5 separate regions of the Homo sapiens genome follow, and regions 1, 3, 4 and 5 are each linked to region 2. A link is a contact called in ENCODE Hi-C or POLR2A ChIA-PET data. All regions are on one chromosome and are shown on one strand. Each heading gives the region's core, a stretch centred on a gene start or an enhancer-like site at or near the end of the contact. The rest is flanking DNA. Distances are from core to core; before and after follow the strand shown.

Evidence for each region. A loop is a pair of places that touch in the nucleus more often than their neighbours do. ChIA-PET counts read pairs that join two places held with the same protein, here RNA polymerase II (POLR2A). Pooled maps may share reads with other maps.
Region 1: a pooled map shows a loop between it and region 2 (19-fold over the local background). The contact joins the promoter of ALDH6A1 here to the promoter of TTLL5 in region 2. A Hi-C loop is called at or near these places in 1 of 37 single-sample maps with no recorded cell type and 13 of 50 pooled maps. POLR2A ChIA-PET finds 5 or more read pairs at or near these places in 2 of 52 experiments (Panc1 and T-cell).
Region 3: a loop to region 2 is called in a map of CD4-positive, alpha-beta memory T cell, with 36 times the contacts of the local background. The contact joins the promoter of ABCD4 here to the promoter of TTLL5 in region 2. A Hi-C loop is called at or near these places in 1 of 168 maps with a recorded cell type or tissue (CD4-positive, alpha-beta memory T cell) and 9 of 50 pooled maps. POLR2A ChIA-PET finds 5 or more read pairs at or near these places in 1 of 52 experiments (naive thymus-derived CD4-positive, alpha-beta T cell).
Region 4: a map with no recorded cell type shows a loop between it and region 2 (5-fold over the local background). The contact joins the enhancer-like site here to the promoter of TTLL5 in region 2. A Hi-C loop is called at or near these places in 1 of 37 single-sample maps with no recorded cell type. POLR2A ChIA-PET finds 5 or more read pairs at or near these places in 1 of 52 experiments (AG04449).
Region 5: a loop to region 2 is called in a map of CD8-positive, alpha-beta T cell, with 9 times the contacts of the local background. The contact joins the promoter of ANGEL1 here to the promoter of TTLL5 in region 2. A Hi-C loop is called at or near these places in 2 of 168 maps with a recorded cell type or tissue (CD8-positive, alpha-beta T cell and naive thymus-derived CD4-positive, alpha-beta T cell), 4 of 37 single-sample maps with no recorded cell type and 13 of 50 pooled maps.

The regions. Positions count from the first base shown.
Region 1 is chr14:74,083,003-74,085,702 of GRCh38, reverse strand. It overlaps ALDH6A1 (aldehyde dehydrogenase 6 family member A1), which reads left to right and starts at 1,250. Exons shown (of 12, transcript NM_005589.4): 1 at 1,250-1,356. The coding sequence starts at 1,309. LIN52 (lin-52 DREAM MuvB core complex component) reads right to left here and starts at 747. Exons shown (of 6, transcript NM_001024674.3): 1 at 710-747. The coding sequence starts at 728. RefSeq lists an enhancer at 659-838.
Region 2 is chr14:75,659,953-75,662,652 of GRCh38, reverse strand. It overlaps TTLL5 (tubulin tyrosine ligase like 5), which reads right to left and starts at 1,407. Exons shown (of 32, transcript NM_015072.5): 1 at 1,266-1,407. ERG28 (ergosterol biosynthesis 28 homolog) reads left to right here and starts at 1,777. Exons shown (of 5, transcript NM_007176.4): 1 at 1,777-1,878. RefSeq lists an enhancer at 1,336-1,555 and a silencer at 1,666-1,715.
Region 3 is chr14:74,301,679-74,304,378 of GRCh38, reverse strand. ABCD4 (ATP binding cassette subfamily D member 4) reads left to right here and starts at 1,445. Exons shown (of 19, transcript NM_005050.4): 1 at 1,445-1,504. The coding sequence starts at 1,467. It also overlaps a transcript of VRTN not described here. RefSeq lists an enhancer at 997-1,356 and a silencer at 1,617-1,696.
Region 4 is chr14:76,918,279-76,920,978 of GRCh38, reverse strand. No RefSeq gene overlaps it. Among named protein-coding and RNA genes, the nearest start is that of LINC01629, 40 kb to the left of the region's middle. RefSeq lists a silencer at 1,856-2,006 and enhancers at 2,385-2,444, 1-2,681. Within about 2 kb of position 1,363, at least 35 of the 41 ENCODE cell types and tissues checked have a DNase peak (open chromatin) inside an H3K27ac peak, as active enhancers do.
Region 5 is chr14:76,811,543-76,814,242 of GRCh38, reverse strand. ANGEL1 (angel homolog 1) reads left to right here and starts at 1,361. Exons shown (of 10, transcript NM_015305.4): 1 at 1,361-1,479. The coding sequence starts at 1,416. RefSeq lists a silencer at 1,294-1,723 and enhancers at 1,172-1,745, 1,746-2,320.

The DNA of each region.
Region 1 (2,700 bases), core at 1-2,500, 1.6 Mb after region 2:
ACTTGAAATGACTTGCATTTTACACAATATATAAACAGAAATCGTTAATTCACTCAGCCTTAAGAAACAACACGTAAAGCAGATGGAAGACAGGTTGCGACCTGTGCAAGACGACACTTAAAAGCTCAATACTGATTCTCCTCGCGACTCTCAGGGCGAGGGGCCGAGAACGTCCCCCGCTTCTCTTGCTGCCACGGCAATGGTCCCAAACTGAGGAGACAGGAGAGAGATCATGTTTCTCTTGCGGTTCAGTATCGAGATGAGGTCAGCCAGCAGCCCTGCGAGGGTTTGTGAGAATCATTCCATCCGTGCGCTCAATCAGAAGAGAACTGATCCTTTCAATGGGTACCCCAAGGAAAAAACTACAGTAAGCCACGTCCTCCAGAAACATCTCCTCCTCGACCCTCAGCCTCGCCCAAATAGAGATAAGGAAGGCACAGGGCGACCCCCCTGTCCTTTTACCCAGAATGAGTCCCTCCCTAGTGCCCTCCTCCACACGCCTGGTACAGAGCGGGGAAACTGGGCACCTCCGGAGCTGCTGTGAAGAACCGGTGAGCTGAAGACGGCGATGGATCTCAAGAAAAAAAATAAAAGGGAAAGGAGAAGAGCCCAAGAAAGAAATGTATGTTCGAGGGGCAGAGACAGAGTGGATGTTCCCAGTAGAGCAAAGAAGGAGGCTGCAGGCAAAGATCTCTAAGCCGGCTCTTACCGTCTGTGGGAGACGCCATCTTCCAACCCATGTCACGTGACGTGGCCAACCGTCGGCGGGAAAACGAGGTTCCATAAGCCACGCCCCCAAAGAGAAACCCTATCCCCAACTCGCAGCCCAGTCTCATTCCCTCGCCTCATAGGGCAATCTTTGCCTAGCCCCGCCCCTAAGTATAGCCACGCCCCTTACGCGGATGTTGAGGTGGAGCGACTGCAAAATTCTTGAAGGGTCTTATTTACTTTTTTCAGTGGGGGGGTGGGGCCTCGGTTCCGCCCTTGGCCAATCGGAGTTCCAGGTTAGGGGGGCGTCTTCCCCGTGTGCTCGGTAGGGAGTGTCCAAGTCAGGGGCGTCTTCTCTACCTCCGCCTACGTCATTGGCTGAGGTGGCAGAGGGCGAGAGCATTTTCGCTCCTAACCAATCACTTATCCCCAGGACGGGGGTGTGAGGAGAGGAATCAGGTGTTCGGACCAGTGATTGGCTGGAGAAAATAGTCCTCCCCACCAATGAGGAAGCCTGGCAGGATGGAGGGCGAGGCCTGGCAGCTGTAGTGCTTCTGGGCAGTAGAGGCGCGGGGTGCGGAGCTAGGGCGGCCGAGAGCCATGGCGGCGCTATTGGCGGCGGCGGCAGTGCGAGCCCGGATCCTGCAGGCGAGTGAGGGTGGTGCCAAGGCACCATGAAGCTAGGAATTGGATCCTTTCCGTCCGCTCCCTGAGCCATCCTCGGGCGGGACCACCTTCTTGGCCCAACCCCTTTTTGGCCAGACCTCCTACCCGACCTGTGCGGCCCTGTCCCATGCCCAGCCCTCACTTCATAACCTCCCTGGTCCCGGATCCAACCCTGGGCTGTTACCCTTGGCCCTCTACCCTTTTACTCCTAAGCCTCCTCTTTTCTGGCTCTCGCCCACTCTCCTTCTCCAGCTCTGCCCGCTCCCTGCTGTCACTCTCTTGCCCTCATCTCTCCATCCGCCCACCGTCTTTCCTTTTTACCTCTGCACCAGCCTTCTCTCTCTCCCCCAGAAACTACTCTTTTTGGTTACTCTGTCCCCTGCCGTGAGCGTCCACTTTGCCATTGCTCCCTTCCCCCACCCTACTTCACTATCCGTGGTGATCTGAGGTAAGGGGGAGGGGGGACGCGAGGGGCGAGGGTCAGTGTATGAACTTTGAATTTCCTTCTAGAGGTGGACTCTAGATTTTCACCAAAGGCAGCCATTTGCTAAGCTATTTTCCCTAAGTGTGGCTCTTTGTATTTTCCATGGACTGGCTGTCCCCTTTCTTGCCAAAACTTTGAGTTAAACTTTTTCTCAGCTAAGTTACAGTTTACATAGATAGGGCACATCTACATAGATAGGGTAGATAAGGGCACACAGTTAAAGCTACCAGTATGTTCCATGTATGTTCAAGGTACCAAACATCTTTAAAACGGGTGATAGAAAGTGGGAGCCAGGTAAGACAAGAAGTCTAAGTTCCCACCCCAAAATCAGCTCTTCTAGTGCTACACACCCTCATCTCTGCACTTGGGGGATTGAGTCCTCTCTGAAGCCAACCTAAGGAGAAATGGTAAAGCTACAGGAGTTGCATGCCTGAGGCCTGTAATCTCCAACTCTGTTTATAGTCTTTCCCCTGTTCATGGCCTACCAAGGATTTAGAGTATGTGGCAAGATTTACCGCAGGCAAGAAACAGTCTGCAAGAAACAACAGTGCCGTTCTTATTCATTACATCCAGTCTGAGAATTTCCTCTATATTGCTGAGCTTTTAGGTAATATTAGTATTCACCAGGTTTCCGTGAGTTCTAGTAAAGAAACTTGGGCAGTTTTAAGATTCTTGGCAGAGTCAGCAAAGATTCATTTTTAAATATGCTATTTAATGGGGAAGGTAGAAAGGATGAGTTTGAAGGGTTTGGCAGATGGTCTGGCCTCACTCATATTTCTTGCTGCGATCCTTGTTCTGTTCTAGTATCTTTTTTTAGTAGCAGGAAAACAAAGTTTCCACCC
Region 2 (2,700 bases), core at 158-2,657:
TTAAGACCCTTGCAGGCCGGGCAGGGTGGCTCACGCCTGTAATCCCAGTACTTTGGGAGGCCAAGGCGGGCGGATCACCTGAGGTCGGGAGTTCGAGACCAGCCTGACTAACATGGAGAAACCCCGTCTTTACTAAAAAAAAAAAAAAAAAATACAAAAAATTAGCCGGGTGTGCTGGCTCATGCCTGTAATCCCAGCTACTCGGGAGGCTGAGGGAGGAGAATCGCTTGAACCCGGGAGGCGGAGGTTGCGGTGAGCCAAGATCGCGCCATTGCACTCCAGCCTGGGCAACAAGAGTGAACTCCGTCTCAAAAAAAAAAAAACAACAAAAAACCCCTGCCAACATTTATTTAGACTCTATGACAAGCACGCTGACAAGATGCCATCATGTTTCCAGTAAAATAAATTCAACAATGAACCGAAAGATGAATATATTCTCTTGAATCAAAGGTCCATATAAATAGGTGGGGGAGGGGAGGAATGCCCTTCCACTCTTAAAAATTATTCTTCCTAAAAATCACAAAGTTTGGTACGACTCTCAAATAGACGATGAAATTAGGAAATTTCCAACACTGCATTTCTAACTTAAAATATTTTTTCTAAAGTAAAAAAGTACATGTTCGTTGTGTGTGTCAGAAGAAGAAATAGGAACTACAAATAAAAGAAACATGTTTAAATGACCATAATCCCAAATTACTCAGCGATAATTACTTGCTGTCAATCCTTCTTAACTTTTCCATGCATTCATAAATACGATGAGACTGTAAATAAGACAAAAAAAAAACAGACCCCGATAATGATCAAAGATCTTCGGCGCAATAGGCAATGTCTAACAACTTCAATGGCTTTCTTCAGGGGATTCTCAACGGGATTTCTTGATCTTTCCCAAAATGCTGGGAAGCCCTTTAAGTTTAAACAAACAAAACCTCCAAACGGGAAGGGATGCCAACCTCTCCTAGGCTGCCTGCAGAGCGGGGAGAAACAGGTCTATCGGAAGAAGAGTAGAGATACTCACCTAAGGAGACTCCTCTCCCGAAAGGAATCTGCTTCTCAGCCCCACCCCCAGCTCACCCCAATCCCACGTAGGTCCGCAGATGCTCCCCCCGGGAAGGACGGGACGACCCCGCAGCCGCGATTCAACGCGGCGCGCCCGGAAGCCAACAGCTACTCCCGGGCTCTGAGCGGGAAGTCCTGCTGCAGGCGCCAGCCCGGACCCGGGAATGCTCCTCCCTAGGGTAGGGAAGCGCGCGGGCGCAGGCGTTTACCTGTCTCATCTTCCCATGGTTCGGGGCGAGCAGGCGTGGACCGCGCTCTGCGCCTACCTCCCTCCTCCTTCCCCAGGAAGGCTCAGGGCAGCCGCCGACGGCTGCTTCCCCGGTTACTACAACAACCAACAAGCAACCGCCCGCTCGGAGCCACTGCGCAGGCGCTCATAACGCTCAGCTGCGGACGCGGGCGAATGTCGTCACCGCCGCGCAGCGCGGGCGCAGAGCCCTGCCCTCAGCTGAAGGGAGTCTTCTTTTTTTTTTTTTTTTCCGCTGTTTTTTTCTCCGCCCCTAAGAGGTTGACTCCAAACCCGGAGTTCCGCTAGGTCCAACAGGAGGGCTTACGGCGTGAGCGGCGTACCTGGGGAGAGGCTTAGGCAGCGGCAACCGCTGATTGGCAGTAAAGGGGTTCACTCCCCATCTCCTGCTCGGGCGAAACCGGGACAGCCAATCAGAGAGAGTACTGACGGAAACGGCCCAATCCTGGAGCAGGGCTGAGGGAGGGGGCGGGGACAAATGGCTCAGGTGGACTCCGGGCTGGAGCTGTCCTGGGGGAGCTTGTTTGCGGCAGCGGCTGCTGCTGCCACTGCTGTGCTGGGGGCCCGGTCGCCAGGTAAGGAGAATATGGGGGAGAAGAGGGATGTAGGTGTCTGTGTTGCTTCTGATTGAGAGGATCCGGAGAGTCTGGAAAAATGGAGGTGGGATGGAAGGAAGATAACTGGAAGGCAACCTTTTGGGGGGAAAAGGTTTCGAGAGGCGATGACAAGGGGGAGCTAGGAAGATGGAGAAGGCTTGGTGAATTCAAGGAACGAAGGAATGGATGAGCGAATGAGCAGCCACTATGAGCCTAGCACTGTACAAAGAGCCTTCACTTTTTGTCATATAATTCTTACAATAGCCCTTCGGGTTGATATTTCTATCTCCATTTTGCAGATGAGGAAACCGAGACTGAAAAGTGTAAATGACTTACCCAGGGTCACACAGCTACTAAGTGGTAGGGCCAGGATAAGAATCCCTTTCTCCTGATTAAGTTTTAACAGCACACCTATGCTGGGCTGGGCTTGGCTGGGCTGGGCCAGGGCCAGGACAAAATTTGGAAATAGATGTTGTATACACTCTAAGAGGCCCTTAAGCTTTAGGGAAATTAGGTTGAGAAATTGGCAGAGCAATTCAGAAGTGCTCAGGCTCTGTCCTCATCAGCTATCTGTTGGGATTTCTAACAGATAACACTTCTGTGAAATGGAAGGCATACTTGTGCAGAAAAGTGGAGAGGTGCATCCATGCAGCTTTTCTAAACCCCGGAGGAGTCTCCTCTTGAGAGAGAGTGAGAAAATAAAGAGGATGGGTGGATCTTGGCCCAAATGATAATGGCCTGTGATGTCCAGTAGACCCTCAGTCTCTCTGATCTTCGACAGAGACCACCTTTGTGATCCAG
Region 3 (2,700 bases), core at 196-2,695, 1.4 Mb after region 2:
TTCGAGACCAGCCTGACCAACATGGAGAAACCACGTCTCTACTAAAAATACAAAATTAGCCGGGTATAGTGGTGCATGCCTGTAATCCCAGCTACTCGGGAGGCTGAGGCAGGAGAATCGCTTGAACCCGGGAGGCACAGGTTGCAGTGAGCCAAGATAGCACCATTGCACTCCAGCCTGAGCCACAAGAGCGAAACTCCGTCTAAAACAAAAACAAAAACAAAAAAAGGCCAGGAGCGGTGGCTCACTCTTGTAATCCCAACACTTTGGAAAGCCAAGGCGGGCAGATCACCTGAGGTTAGGAGTTCAAGACCAGCCTGACCAATATGGAGAAACCCTGTCTCTACTAAAAATACTAAATTAGCTGGGCGTGGTGGCACATGCCTGTAATCCTAGCTACTCGGGAGGCTGAGGCAGGAGGATGGCTTCAATCCGGGAGGCTGAGGTTGCCGTGAGCCGATATCGCGCCATTGCACTCTAGCCGGGGCAACAAAAGCAACACTCCGTATCAAAAAAAAAAAAAAAAAAAAAAAAATCTGTAATTGTCAACTGATTGACCTACCCAGCTAGACTGCAACTTTCATAAAGACAAGTGATACATGCATGTTGTAGAGTGTTTGGCTTGCAGTTGAAACTTAATAAGGATTGGAGGAAAGTGAGAAGACACATCCAGATTCAAATTTAGGGACCTGTGGGATCATGCTGTTTGGGTTTTTTTTGAGCCATTTCCCACCTCCCTTTGGGTACTAATCAGTCAACTGATAAGCATTTCATTCATTCAACTATCTATCTTATCTATCGATCATTATCATCTATTTATTTGTTTTTGAGACAGGGTCTCTCTTTGTCGCCCAGGCTGGAGTGCAGTGGCACAGTCACGGCTCACTGCAGCCTTGACCTTCCGGGCCCAAGTGATTCTCCTGCCTCAGCCTCCAGAGTAGCTCGGACCACAGGCGCTCGCCACCATCCCCGGCTAATGCTTTTGTCTTTTGTAAAGGCGGGGTCTTGCCATGTTGCCCAGGCTGGTCTTGAATTCCTGGGCTCAAGCGATCCTCCCGCCTTGGCCTTCCAAAGTGCTGGGATTACAGGAGTAACCCACCGGGCCCGGCTGGAAGCCTAATTTATACTTTTTTAAAGATCATGCTGGCTTCTCTGGGAGAATATGTAAAACATCTATTATACACAGAATCTAAAATACTTGCCATAAAGTAGTTACACTCTCGGATACCTATTGTCAAAAGGGAAGTCTCCCAGAAAATATGGGGGCGCTGTAGCCGCCGGGTCAGCCGAGTCCACTCTCTGGTACTTTTAGAGACGTCGGTCGCTTCCGGGAGAGTCCGCGTCTCCCGCACCTTCCTCTCTATCAAACGCCGTCTCTGTGGTAGCCGGGGCCCCGCCCCTCCTCGGACTCTACCCAGTACTGAACTAGGGGCAGCTGGGCTCCAGAGTCCCTCGGGTCTCAGGTCATGGCGGTCGCGGGGCCCGCGCCCGGAGCTGGCGCCAGGTAAGCAGGGCGGTCGGGGAGGAGGTTTGGGAGCAGGAGTTCCGGGCTGTAGGGAATGGGCTTTCCTGCCCTCCGTGCCTCGTCCGCCGCCCTGGCGCCCCCGTCTCGCCCCCGTGACTTCTGAGAGAAAGAGGAGCTCTCGAAGGGGCGTCCGCCCTCCCGCCGCTCTAGGCCGCTCCGCACCGGCCGCGGCCCCCTCCGTTCTTGGCCGGACTTGTGCCATCTCCTGCGGTGTGGGACCCTCACCCTCGCAACTGGCATTCTTTTTTTGAAAAGAAGAACCTCAGGTGCACAAAATTGAGTTGATCCTTCTCAGTTCTTGACACCCTGTGGGCCAATGCAAGGCTCCTTGTTTATTTTATCACTTCCTCTCTTCGTTCCTATTCCCAGACCCCTTTCACTCCCCTTTTCAGACAGCCACTCTGGTGTGTTATATAAGTGGCTTTACGGTCCACCTTGGGTAAATTTGTGCAAGTGTTACTTTGAAATCTATATAGCGGTTTCGAATTCTTCAATATAATATGCTGTGATTTTTCTTTAAACCTTTTTCCTCAACATTGTGTTTTTGAGTCCATCCATGCTAGTCATCTTGTTTTCACTTCTGAGTGCTTGCATGAGGGGTGCTGTGTGCATAGACTTATTCCCCTAGTGGTGGATAGATTTTTTTCTAGTATTAACACCCCCACAAGCCACACTGTAACGAATATTCTGGCAGTTGTCTCCTTGTGCATATTGTTGCATTTCTCTGGGTATCCACCCCAGAGTTGGGTCCTGGTCATATCTAATTTTGCTGGATTGTTCTTTGGAATGGTCACACTAGTTTATACTTCCCGACGGGCAGTGCATAAAGCTTCCTGTTTCCCGGTATCCCTCCATCGTTCAGTGGCGGCTGGTTTTGTAATGTTTATCAGTCTGGGGGGTGTAAGGTGGTATCCCATCGTGTACATTTTCTTTCTTTCTTTCTTTCTTTCTTTTGAGACGGAGTTTTGCTCTTGTTGCTCGGGCAGGAATGCAGTGGCATGATCTCGGCTCACTGCAACCTCCGCCTCGGGTTCAAGCGATTCTTCTGCCTCAGCCTCCTGAGTAGCTGGGATTACAGACGCGCGCCACCACACCCAGCTAATTTTTTGTATTTTTAGCAAAGATGGGGGGGTTGGCCAGTCTGGTCTTGAACTCCTGACCTCAGGTGATCCACC
Region 4 (2,700 bases), core at 114-2,613, 1.3 Mb before region 2:
CCCCCACGGTACCTGGGGGTCATCCTGAAGACCGTATGCATTGCCATGGACTCCCCGGGCACCACCCTGCAGCCTGCCCATGCCCCTCTCCAGCCTGAGCTGCTTCCCTCCCAGCCCAGAGCCCTGGTGAATTCCCCCGTCACCTTCCATCAGGGTTCATGTTAGAGCTCCAGTTTGGAAAAGGACTTCCCCCTCCTCCTCCCCCAACCCCCTGCCCAGATGGCAGTTCCCCTTCCCCAGGGACCAGTGATGCAGCAGCTCGTGTAGCCTGCAGTTGCCATGGTGATAGCCCTCCTTTGGCTTTCCATGGGGTGGGGGATGACAGGGAGGGTGTGAGTGTGGTGAGTGTGTCCCATTTTCCGCTCCAGGTGAGGAGAGCTTATGGAGTGGAATCCTACCCTCCTCGAGTGGGGTCTGCTCCTCCTCCCAGCTGGGACCCAGCCAGCTCAGTGGCATCGCAGCAGCTGGGAAGACTGGAAGACAGACAGGGACACTGGACTGAAGAAAGATGTCCCAGAAGGAGCACTGGAGGTGGGGGGTGGACATGGCCATTGGCACAGTTGCCAAAGGATGGAGGCCGGAACCTGGGGTGGGAGCCAAGGCATCGGGGAGCTGGGAGGAGGGACAGGCTGGAGCCTCAGAGCCTCGGAAGAGACCCGGAAAGGGTGGGCCCCTTATTTCTGCCATCCACCCAAGGAGTCTCCCACTGCGCTTCCCCAGTCAAGAGAAGGCCCCTCTGCTCTTCCAACATGATCTGTAATTTCCGGCAGACATTTGAGGCCCCTGACATCTGCATAATGTGGGCCAGTCTCTTAGCAACGGGGAACAGCTGTCTGGCATTTCCAAGATTAAACTGTAACTATACGCGGTCCTTGCCAGGGGGAGGGGGTGGGGGAAGGGGATAAACACTGCCTCCTGGCATTTTCAAACTCATTTAGCTTTTATTCATTTCCTGCCTCCAGTAAAGAGGCCAGGGATTCGGGCTGGGCTGTTACTGCCCCTGCCACCGCCGCCTGCCACGCCGCTGCCACCACCTCCGCTGCTGAGGTTGCAGATGGCTCTTCCCCCAGATCTGTTTGCATGCGGGTGGGGGAGAGATAGGAGACAGCACTCGCTCTTTTTTTGTTGTTTTTATTTTATTTTATTTTTTGTAAGTGCTGCGATCCTGGCATACTGTGTAGCTGCAGCCCAGGAAGAAAAGCCAGTGTGGCCCATCAGTTAAAGCCTCCAAGTCAGCTCGAAGCTGGATTAATTCCATCAAGCTCCGTGGCTAAAAGCTAGCTGCGTGACCTTGTGCCAAATTCCTTCACCTGCCCACACCTTCACCTCCCTGTCTGTATAAGGACATAATTCTACCCTGAGGTGGCTCTGAAGACTGTGTATGCACTCAGGCAATGGATTCATGATTAATAATTGTGGTTCTCTGCTCCTTTGGTCACCTTCCAGCCGCCATCCTCTGCTAGTGACCTCGGGCTCTGCTACTGGGGCAGAGAGACACAGGCCATTTCTCTGGGAGCTGCCACCTTGAACTCCGGTTCCCTGGGGCCCCAGGCGATGACATTTTTGCCCTGCAGTACTTAACCAGGGCTCAGCAAGCCCTAGCAGGGCCCTCTCTGTGGCTGGCCAGAGGTGTCCTCATCCCCTGGCCTGCTTGGGCCAGGCAGCTCCTGTTTCCCAATTGCTCTGCCAGCTCCTGCCACTTGGCTACAGCGCCTGAACTCGTGAACACGGTGTTTTGGTTTTGCAGCAAGAAGGAAAAATAAAAGGGCGGGTGTGGGGCCCGGACAGGAGGGTGAGAGGGAGAGAGAGGAGGAGGGAAAAACCCTCCAGCCGCCTGTGCTGGCCAGTTCCAGGAATGTGTTCTCGGACATCAGTGCCAAAGCAGTGACCCAGGCGTGGCGGCCAGGCCGGGTCTGGAGGCCTTCCCAGGAGAAGGGAGAGGCCGGCTCAGGCTCCAGGGCTGAGGCTGCCTCGCCTCCCGCCTCCCCCACGACGCCTCTGCTGACTCATCGCTGCCCCAGCTGGCAGGAGCCTTTTCTGGGGATGGCTGTTGCTAAGATTCCTTGGAGATGACTGATTGCTTCTCCTTGAGCTTTGTGAAAACATGTTTGTAGACTGCACGCAAACACACGCATGCACTCCTGGGGGCTTACACGCCTGGCCTGGACACCTGTGCATGCACGTTTATGTGTCCAAATGTGTGTGCACATGGAAGACCAGAACATGCTTCCTGTTCCCATCACCTCCGAGCGCACGTGTATGGACCAGTACACTCCCTACTCCACCCAAAAAGGGGCTGAGACACGCCAGGCTTTCCTGGCAGTAGGGGAAGCTGCCACTGTACGGGCCGCTCTCATCTGAAGGAGTTTCAGGTTGCCTTGAAACATTCTTGGCCTCTGTCCCTCCTGCCTTCTCTGGGTTTTTGGTTTGCTTCATTCTGCTGTAATGATCTAATCTTCCCTTCTCCCCAGGCCTGCCAGGTTTTTGATGTCTGGTGTTTCAGGCACTCAACTGGGAGCTGCTTGAGATCAGGCTGCCTGGCTTGGAAATGACTTGCCAAAGAGGCTCCAGGGAGTCTCAGTGCCTCTGTATCCCCCCCTCCCGCCAGGGGAGGGAGGGGACCAGCAATAGCATTCATGGAGGGGAAGTGCTGGGCCTTTCTCTGGGCTCTGCTGTTGAATGACGTGGGGGATGTTTGTT
Region 5 (2,700 bases), core at 112-2,611, 1.2 Mb before region 2:
GAGGGGGACTGGGGAAGAGAGACTCAAAGAGGTCGCAGGTGGCACAGAAGTGATGGCAGAACTGGCCTTCATTTAGTGACATATGCTTTGTTCAACCAGTCAGTAAAGGCTTATGTGGTGGCTAGTAGTGCTAGCGAATGCAGATTCGGCCGCTTGCAAAACCAACGAGCAAGGTCGTGGTATGGTAGAAGGAGACTGACTTTATTATAAACCAAAGCTAGCAGTGGGGAAAAACGATCCAGGCTTTTGCTTTAATGGAGCTGCTTCACATTTCCAAGCAAAATGCGAGGCTTTAAGAAGTTTTGGCATGGAGGGTATGCAAGGGGTGAGGCAGTGCAGGTCTTCATGACGAGTTCTGATGACTTGTCTTGAGTTACTGCCCATCTGGTGAATGGGCTGGCATCATCTCGGGCTGGGCTGAGTTATAAATTAACTGTAGCCTTGAATCAATCTCCTGGTGGAGATTTCCACAGATGCCTATATTGTTTCAAGATTTAGTCTCTGGAACTTTTAAGCGAACATACAATTAGATATGCTAACAGTGTGTATGGGGGGTGCTGGGGTGTCGGGGGGTGCCTAGTGGTTAACTGAACAAAAATAAAGAAATAGAAGTATATAACAAGAATATAACTTCCAAGCTGGGTACTTGGTTACAATAGGTGCTTGGATTGTATTAGAGATACCTCAAAGTGAGCAAACAACCAGCCAGAACTGGTCCCTGGCCTTGTGGAAGTTTCTCTCTTCTGTCTCTCTCCTCTCTCCCTTCTCTCTCTCCTCTCTTTGTCCTCTCTCCTTTCTTTCTTGACTTCCTTACCAATGGGAAACCCTGTTTTTCTAGATTAGGGAAAAGAAGGCCCGTTTAGAAAGTAGGGAAGGAGACAAAGTCTTACTTCCTGAAGCAAGGTAGGACTCAATTTGTGACCTAGAATCTGAGACAGGGAAGTAGAGGCAGGAAAACGGGGGAAATGGGGGAATAACTCGCTTCCTTTCTGGGTCGAGAAGGGCTAGAAGTCAAGGTTCAGTGGAGCCTTAGAGAAAGTCCAGCTCTTCATTTTACAGGTGAGGAAACTGAGGGGCGGAGAGGCTATAGTGTGGTAACAAGGTGGACACCTAGTCAGCTGCAGAAGTGGGAATAAACTGTGGCCTTTGAATAACACTATGGGGCCTCCAGTGAGGCGCTCAATTTTAATTCGGGACGCCTGGGTGGCAGCCGGGTGCTAGGGGTGGCTAGTTGCCATGGGAACCGGCTCCTCCCACTTCCTGCGTGCGCACCCGTAGACCTGCGCTCCCAATAAAGTTGTTGTTGAAGCGCGGCGGCGGCACCACGTGGGCCGGACCGGGCCGGGGGCGGGGCCGAGCTGAGGGAGGACCTGCTGGCTGCAGTGAGGAGCGGAGGCGGGCGCGGGCGGCCGGCCATGATCGCGTCGTGCTTGTGTTACCTGCTGCTGCCGGCCACGCGCCTCTTCCGCGCCCTCTCAGGTACCGGCCAGGCGTACCGACAGACAGGAGCCCGGCCAGGGCTCGCCTCTGCGGGGCTCCGCGGGCCTGGGGCGGCGTGCGGTTGGCCGGGCCTCACGACTACCGTGCCCCGGGCAGTGCCGAGGTGTAGGGAGGCGGTCCTGAGCCCCTGCCCCGCGGGCCCCTCCTGACCCCACGAGGCCTGGACCTGGCCGACGTCCCTCGTGGGCGGCCCCTCCTCCCGCCTGTTGTCAGATGGCGTCCGGCCGCGGTTAAGGTGGAGAGGAGCTGTGGACGGGCAGGGCCCTTTCCTGGCCCTGGGGGTGCAGAGAAATTGTGGGGTCGGCCAAGTCAGCACCCCGGCGGGTCGGGAAGGGGTAGTAGCTCGGACCTAGGCGAGTGCCCAAATTCTCAGCGGGCGAGGCGGGTCGGCTCTGGGAGGTTTATGGCCGAAGTACTGGACGCACCGATCTTCCCCAGGTTAACTTCACACTCGCCTTTCACTGCCACCTGGCAGCTCTCGCTCACCGGTGTCTTTGGTTGAAAAACGGACGTTCAATCAGAGACACATTTAGATCTCAGCTTTGGAGCATTCCTGCCCCCACTCCCGGCGGTTTAGAGGGAGATGTGCTGGGGTGGGGGCAATGCCCAGTCGATACCTCAAAGAGGGGGTGTTTATTTCGTTATTGTTTCATAATTTGTCTGCATTCTCTATTTCTGGGCTTTGAAATTACGGAGGGTTTTATGCGACCATCAGTTTCTGAGATCCCATGGAACTCGCAGACTTTTTGCCTTTAATTTATGGGACAGGACCAAGAAGTACTTAGGAATGAGGGCTCCAATTGTATATTCTGTGGTTTTCCTTTGTGGAACTTTACACAATTGGTACGCAATGTGTGTGTCATTGATAATATATATTTCATATAGAAATATTTTAAATTTTACTGTGTATCTGCCATTAGAATGCAAACTTCAGGAGCGCAGGGCCACGTCCATTTTGTTCGCTGTATCTCTGGTGTTAACACATTGCTTGGTATACAGTAGGCACTCAGTGAATTCAGGAATGTCTTGTGTGTCCATACTTCTGAGGAATGTGGGAAACTCCACAGAAGTAATTGTTTCCAGAGAACTAAACATATTCTTTTAACTATGTTGCTGTTTTTCCTGGAGCTCTTCTAATGCCTTAGTGATACAGTATACTAGTCCAGAGGTTTCCAGACCAGTAGAGTTCTAGGGATCTCA